2 separate regions of the Homo sapiens genome follow, and region 2 is linked to region 1. The links are chromatin loops, found by intact Hi-C in ENCODE. Cell type or tissue: dorsolateral prefrontal cortex. All regions are shown on one strand.

What was found. Peaks named below come from ENCODE experiments on the same cell type or tissue, not always from the same donor. Only the 100,000 strongest peaks of a DNase experiment are listed, where the experiment ranks them.
Region 2: a loop joins it to region 1, with 4 times the contacts of the local background. A loop is called at or near these places in 5 of 110 quality-filtered maps.

What each region holds. Positions count from the first base shown.
Region 1 is chr4:16,514,773-16,518,772 of GRCh38, reverse strand. The region is part of intron 5 of LDB2 (LIM domain binding 2); the gene reads left to right. All of the region lies in intron 2 of LOC105374505 (a long non-coding RNA gene), which reads right to left. Among named protein-coding and RNA genes, the nearest start is that of TAPT1-AS1, 290 kb to the right of the region's middle. In dorsolateral prefrontal cortex, a CTCF peak has its summit at 1,784 (motif pointing left); a DNase peak (open chromatin) is centred at 1,782; H3K4me3 peaks cover 275 bases; H3K27ac peaks cover 2,313 bases.
Region 2 is chr4:16,635,268-16,639,267 of GRCh38, reverse strand. The region is part of intron 2 of LDB2 (LIM domain binding 2); the gene reads left to right. Among named protein-coding and RNA genes, the nearest start is that of LDB2, 260 kb to the left of the region's middle. In dorsolateral prefrontal cortex, no CTCF peak of the experiment used is centred here; no DNase peak of the experiment used is centred here; H3K27ac peaks cover 1,816 bases.

The sequences.
Region 1 (4,000 bases):
CTGCCTCAAGCTCTTTATCCTATTATGGAGACGTAACAAGTCATTTGCAGCCACCTTCTTGGAATAGTACCGATTTAGTTCAAGGGTCAACAAACTTTCTGTGAAGGACAAGATAGTGAGTATTTTTTAATTTGTGGGCTGTCCAACTACTGAGCTTTGCTGTAGCACAAAAGCAGCTATAGACAGTAAGAAAGCACGGATATTTAGTCCACAGGTCATAGTTTGCCAAATCCTAGTTAAGATGACTGAGAAAGAGGAGAGAAGGCCTTTTAAAAGCGAAAAAAAAAACAACACAAGCAAAGGTCTGAGCAACGCGTTGACCTAGCAACTCTGAAGAGACCTACATACAAAGAGTAGAGGGTTCAAGGCCATAGGATGTCACACAAAAAACATGGAATTAAAATGTTGATGGTAGACAGAGCCTAGATTGGGAGATAATCAAATACTGCTTTGTAGTTCACAGCCAACTCTGACAAGCACCACCTGTTCCTGAGATTCGGGCAATGAGATGCCCCAGAAGAATGGGTATGAGTGTGTAGTGAAAAGAATCAAATTTCTCCAGGAGAACTGTCAGATGAAAAGCAAAACAAGAGCAAAACACTGCACTGTCTACATTTGTTAGGTCCTCTGTTAATATGAAAAGGCAGGAATCCTGGGACTGAACTAAGAGCTTCCTGCCTGGCCAGGACATACATATGCATTGTGCAAAGCATTTTGCATGCAGGAGACAATCATTTATTCATCAAATGAACAAATTCATCACTTCAGAGCACACAGGACCATGCCTGATTTGTCTGTCATTAACAAATGACTCCTTGCTATAAATCTGGCCAAGCTATCTATTATCCATCCATCCATCCATCCATCCATCCATCCATCCATCCATCCATCCACTCATTCATCAAGTTCCTGTTGTGATTACAAAATTTCATACCAAAGGGTCAGTGTTGGGGCCAGAATCTCCAGAAAAAAGAGGTCAGAAGCATAGGAGAGCAAGCTCAACCTAAAACATTCACTAAATCTGCAAAAAGGTGTCCTTGGAACTTTGCCAGGATGAACAATGGCTTTCTTAGGGATCCTATCTGGACTTGACAGGGACACCATGTTTATGGGTTTTATATTCAAAGAGGGATCTCGGGCCTTGCTGATCCCTTCCCTTTCCACAGCGTCCTGGGATTCCTCATGGTATTCTTCACTCCGGTACTACCCCAGGAAGAGACCAAACAAAAGTGCAAGCCTGCATGCAGGCTGCTGCAGATGTTGCAGACATGTTGTCTTTGGCCTTTCTTTTTAGGCAAAGGGAAAAAGTCCAGTGGGCACTTTGTAGCTGTCCTGACTGTGCAGATTAGTTTTTTTCAACATCAAAGGACCATGTGTTATTATGCTCAGTTCTATAATGTGCATTTGACTGGTGTTTTTTTTATGTGTATGTGGAGTGGGGTAATGAGGAAAAGGCATATATCTTGTAACCTGGCTCATACTTATTACAAACAGGGGACTCTTCCTAGAGTCGATGGATGGGGCTATAGAGGATTCAACAACCACCAGAAATTTTGTACAAAATTTGAAAGACAGGCTGTATAGCCTTCACCAGATTCTCTTGAGGGTCTCAGACCTCAGGGAGGGTAGGAATGGCAGCTCCCAACGGATTTGACTAGCAACTAAGGGAACCCACTCCCCAAACCTGCTTCCTGATTTCATTTCATAATGCCCTAGGCCTTTGCTGTTGCCAAGATGCACTGGCTTACTGCCAAAGAAGACAGGCTCTTATCTGAGTTAGTTCTGCCACCTACAGCACAGAGCCCAGCAAAGCCATTGCATCTTTGCAGCAGAGAAGAAGCCTCATTTGCATACATGAATAAGGGGAGGGCTGCCTCTCCAGCCCCGGACTCTCCACTGGAAGAAAAATGACTTTGGGGATTCTCGATTAGCATTCAGAGATGCAAGCTCCTTTGGGGTGGGTTACAGCGATGGGAAGATATTTTTACATTAAAGGGAAAGGGATAAATTTTGAGGATTAGCACCTGAAAAAGAAATGTTGCTGAAAACCCAGAGAGGAAAGTCACTGCAAAAAAGGAAAAGACAATGAGCTCATGGGTCCTCACAATAAGTGTAACTCTCCCATTTTATAGCATGCCCAATGCTGATAGTCCTTTCTAGGTCCAAACAGGTCACCCCCACCGTCTACCTTGTCGTACAATGAAAAATACTTGCTTTGGAAGAATGTGATTTCCTAAGACAGGATAGTTTTGTTAATATACTTAAAGCATTTTTAAGGATTCCCTCTAAGGGCAGAGATTGTGTTATTCTCATTTTTGTGTCCCCAGCACCGAGCAGAATGCTTGATACTTAGGAGGAAGCTCAATAAATGTTTGTTTGTTGATGTAAAGTAATAGAAATGTAGTTTGTATTGCAACCTATGCATGCTTGCTAATATATAATTAATAATATCTACAGATTATTAAATAGTCATGCATTAGACATATTAACTCAAATTCTCACAACAGTATATAAGATGGGTATTGTTTTGCAGGTGAAACTGAAACCCAGTGTTTTTAAATAACTTACCCAAGGATGCATATCTAGTGAGAGTCAAAATCCATACCTAGGCTGGGCGTGGTGGCTCACGCCTGTAATCCCAGCACTTTGGGAGGTCGAGGTGGGCAGATCATGAGGTCAGGAGATTGAGACCATCCTGGACACACGGTGAAATCCCGTCTCTACTAAAAAAAATACAAAAAATTAGCTGGGCGTGGTGGCGGGCGCCTGTAGTCTCAGCTACTCAGGAGGCTGAGGCAGGAGAATGGTGTGAACCCAGGAGGCAGAGCTTGCGGTGAGCCAAGATCACACCACTGCACTCCAGCCTGGGCGACAGAGCGAGACTGTCTCAAAAAAATAAATAAATAAATAAATAAATAATAAAATAAATAAATAAATAAATAATCCATACCTAGACTTCTTAGCTTGTAAATCCATGTTTGTTCCACTCCACCCATGTATTTTATCTCCAGCATAAGCTCATTTACAATAAGTGGTAAATGAACCAAATGAAAATAATTTGAAAATGTTGAAAAGATTTTTAACTGTTTTAAATACTAAAAAAAATACTCTAAAATGTTTCCTAGTCTTTAGGATTTCTCTGAAGCTTTTCTTACCATTCTTGCTTAATAATAGATGCAGTGGTACTTCTTTGAGGGATAACCCACTCTTAAATCTACTTGCACAGATGACTGTGGAATCTTTCACTCCTTTTGGTCTGGTGAGCACTGATGGCTTGGAAAGGCAATGAAGTAGTCTGTAACTTACACTTTGATTTGTAGTAGCAAAGCATCTTTTTTTACAATTTTTATTTTAGATTCAGGAAGTACATGTGCAGGTTTGTGACACATGCATGTTATGTGATGCTGAGGTTTGGGCTTCTATTGACACCGTCACTCAAATAGTGAACATAGTACCTGATAGGTAGTTTTTCAACCCTCCCTCCTGCTTTTGGAGTGCCCAGTGTCATTGTTCCCATCTTTGTGCCCATATGTACCCAATGTTCAGCTCTCTTTTGTAAGTGAGAATATGCAGTATTTGGTTTTCTGGTTTTGTGTTCAGTCACTTAGGATAATGGACTCCAGCTGCATCCATGTTACTACAAAGAACATGATTTTGTACTTTTTTATGGCTGTGTAGTATTCTATGGTGAATGTGTACCACATTTTCTTTATCCAATCCACCACTGATGGGCACTTGGGTTGATTCCACGTCTTCGCTATTGTGAGTGGTACTGCAATGAACATATGAGTAAAGGTGTCCTTTTGGTAGAAGGATTTATCTTCATTTGGGGATATACCCTGTAGTGGGATCAGCAAGGAATTCTTAACAGAGTAATGCACACAGAGTCTTCATAATGTTGGAATATGGAGTTAACTCTATAGTAATCTTGCCTTTTTCACAGGTTTTTCCATATTAACACTTTAGATTTCAAAAAGGACATCAAAGTAAGCAAGATTGA
Region 2 (4,000 bases), 120 kb before region 1:
AACCTTTAAATTATTTTACATGGCAACAGAAATTGGGCAACCATTGTTTTCTCCCAGACAACATCAGAAACATTTTACCTAGAGTGAATTCTACATATAATCATTCAGGGGGAAAAATGTGAAACCAAGTAAGGATTATAATACTTAGTTTATTCTTCTCCTTTGGCAAACTTTATAAAAGCTCTCAAACTTTGCTCTGAAACTTGATTCAAAAGTTGAAAGATCCAAGCCTGAGTTATTTTTGCAACTACTCTTTTTGCAACATCAGGGAATGTTTCTCTGTTTTTAATAGGGAAATGTTAAATTTCCCTCTTAATATTTAATTAATTTTAACAGAGCATTAAAAAAGGATCTTACCGATTCCAAATTGGAGATTGCATCTCTGTGCTCCCACAAAACCCGTGTTGGTTTCTATCACAGGACACATTGCTCTTGTCTTAGTGTATCAATCTGTGCCCTTGTTTGTGCCAAGTACCAGATGATAAACTCCTCGAAAGCAGGAAGAGTGAGGTGCCTACCTTTATGTCCTAGTACCCAGCACAGTGCTTGGCAGGTAGAAGTTATTCACTGGATATGTTTTTGCTGAATGAATACATCAATGAAAGGAGATGCAGACTTTAAATCTACGGTATAAAAAGGGTTGTAAAATACAGAAGCAATACAAATTAATTAGAAAATAAAGTGTTGACACACTGGATCCCATTTAAGTGTGCCTATCTCCATTTCATTTTTGAAGTTCTTTGGGTTTTGCTTGAGATATTCATTCCTCCTTTCCCAGAGGTTCCCTGCTCTCCAAGCAATCTGAGCTGGATCGGGCTGCGTTGGACAAGGTGACTTCTAAGCTCTATTCGTACGTTCATTCAGCAAATACTTCCAAAGCGTTTTCTCCAGACCCCCTTGTGCTACTGAACGGTGAACGCTCATTTGTAAGAAACATGCATCAGTTACAGCACTTGAGGATGTCACTGTGCCCATTCAACACCACAAAGAGTAGGAAGCCAGGAAGTACCAAGTGAAAGTGTGGGGCTGTCTTTGCGTAGTATCCTGCTTTTTATTTCCTGCAATGCTGAACCCCTTTCTAATACATTTTCTAGCAAAATCCATAGTTCCCTTCTTTGCATTCTCATGACTCTTCAGTCATTTGCAATCATGGAGCCCTTCTCATGTGCCAGGGACTACTCTAGTAAGCATTTTATGTTTTTCATTCGTTTAATCCTTAAGGCCCTTTAATTCTACAAGGTGAGTGCAGTTAATATCGTGCTTTAAAAATAAATAAATGAAGCACAGAGAGGTGAAGCCACTTGCTCAAGCTGTCCTGCTGGCAAGTGGCAGAGCCAGGATGTGGAGCCTGGCACCTGGCTCCAGAATGCAGTACCCTGTGCCCCCTCTCTTTTGACAGAGGATGTGCTTTGTTCAACTTCTAATCTCAAGCATCTGCCATGCATCTGCTATGACCCTCTCTTGGTGGACTCTAATAGAAGAATGGAAGAAGAAGTCTTCATAATTAAGATATTAAAGAATGGTTTATTCTCCTGCTGTTGTCCCTGCCACATTATTTCCATTCTTCTTTCTGTAGTCTGTCCTGACACCCCTATCTTAATTAAGTCTCCCCATTATGTTCTCTGAGCATCCAGGGCTTCTCTTGGTAGCTTTTGTTACAATTAATTACTATATATTAATTTGTGCAACATCTGCTTGTTGTTGAGTCCGTTTTAAACCCCAAGAGGACAGATGGGGAGCACTGGTTGACCACGTAGCCAGCCCTGCACTTGGCTCAGAGTGGGTACTCCGTAAAGACTTGTGGAATTAATGAATGAGTCATCATTGACTTTACTATGTGGCCACATCATATCATTTAAGCACCCACATAATTGCTTATGAATAACAGCTCTCTTTCAACCACTTAGAGAAAAAGACACCTGCTCTATGAGGAGAGGAAATGCAAAAAAAAAAAAAAAAAAAAAAAAATCAGCCTAGGCAAGAACTTCCATAGAGCATTCAAGCCTTTCTCACAAAGAATTGGGATTGCTTATGTTAAGTGGAGAAAAACAATCCAGTTTTGTAACTTAAACCTCCTTCCTTTAGACTCCACAAAAGTAGAATTTGTGAATATTTTCCCTGGGTTGGGCCAGACTAAAGAAAGTGTTTCCAAAGCCAGTGATTTACAGCAAGAAGACAGTAGGAGCCTTTGTTTTTCCTAGAGCAAAATGGCTTTGAGGAATTTCCGCACCTAAATTGTTTGTGATCAGATGGGGATTTCTGATTTCAATGAAGGCAGATCCAACTGGAGTCCTATCTGGAAAATTTTTGTTATCAGGGAGTACAAATTGCAGAGTAAACTTTAATACAACACAGATAGTGCTTCTTAAAATCTTGGGCAATTGTATTGCTTTTCCTTCTCAATGGCTTCTCAGTGCTTCTTTTTGCAAATCCTATTTGAACTGCTTTGACACCCAGCTGCTTCAGAGCTTTTTGTTCTTTTTGTTTTTGCTGGCAGATAAATTACAAATTTAAAAAACATGTTATCTCTTGAATTGGTTTAGGTTTCTCACCAATTCAGACTGCCCCTCTTGTCCCCCACCCCCACATTCCCTTAGTCCAAATGTAAGAGGATTTGCTGTAATGAAATTATTCCTATTATGAACCTCAGAGAATAAAGATGCAGAGTTGAAAACAAAATACATAAATATAAGTTGTCATACAGCCTGAAGGCTCTGCAGGTAAATGACAATCTTATTGTCTAGGGATCAACTTATCTCCTAAGTAACTAGAGTGCCATCAGAACCATAAGGCATTTAATCTACTCGACAGACTGGCATTGAGGTATGATACCGTGGGCCTACTGCCTGTTAGGTGTCATCTTTGCAGCTCTCCATTTCTGGTTTCTTTGGTCTAGTAATTTGGGAGAAGAGGAGAAAATACATCCTGGCTGTGGCTGGAGCAGCAGAGAATGATAAAGGCTTTTTTTCCACACATTTGTGTGGTTTTCCTTATGCACCCAAGTGGACTGGAAGCTCAGCTCTGTCACTGACGTTGTGGTGTGGTCCTAAGCAGGCCACCGCAGCTCCCTGAGCCTTAGCAGTTTCTTCTGTAAAACTGGGATAACATGACGATGACTTTTAGGATTTGCCCCAGTGTAACTCAACTGGGTCTTTAGTAATTTGTGGTGGTGTTTTATATGGCATATGCCTTCATATAAAACAATCCTTAACTCTGCAAATGTTCTACATGGCCCATCACTTATATAATCAATCTCTATTGGCCACTTCTCAGTGAGAGCCTCCACTCGTCTAGAAGACACCTGAGAAACTAGGACATTAAAAATGAAGACCAGAGCCTCCAAAACAGAAACAACAAATCCAGCGAGGCAAAGCTCTTACATTTCACCTATACTATAGACCGTGAGCCCTGACCTGGAATCATATTGACTCTTTCCAAAGGGCTTGATTACATGGTTTGCTAACTGATAGAAGATTAGAAACAGCACATATAGGAGGGTGGAGTAGCTACCAAGGGCAAACCTGCACAAAAAGAGTCAGGTGATGGTGTAACAAAAAGAGAGGTATGGGATCTATTTTTATTATTTTTTTTTCTTTTCCTTCTCCCCCAGCATGAGAATTCAAAAGCATAAACTCTGTAATGGTTTGCTATAGACAAAACATCCCCACACATCTTTCAACAGTCCTTAAGGGCATGACTGCATTATAGCACAAACCAAGAACAGCAAATATAGGGTTTGCATGGATAACTCCCTTCACCTGTGTCTAAAGCAAACGCCCAAAGTCAATCTTTAAACTCTTTTAACTGATGATAATACAAGGTATCCTTGTCTTGGCTCCAGAATCCTTCTCAACACGGGACTCAAGCTCTGACTCCCAACCATTTGAATTTAATTCATGAGCTGGAATCCATTTACTATCTTGGTGTAAGTGACAACTATTGAAAGGACAGGGATGTGGGTGACTCAATTTTTTTTTTTTATACTTTAAGTTCTGGGTTA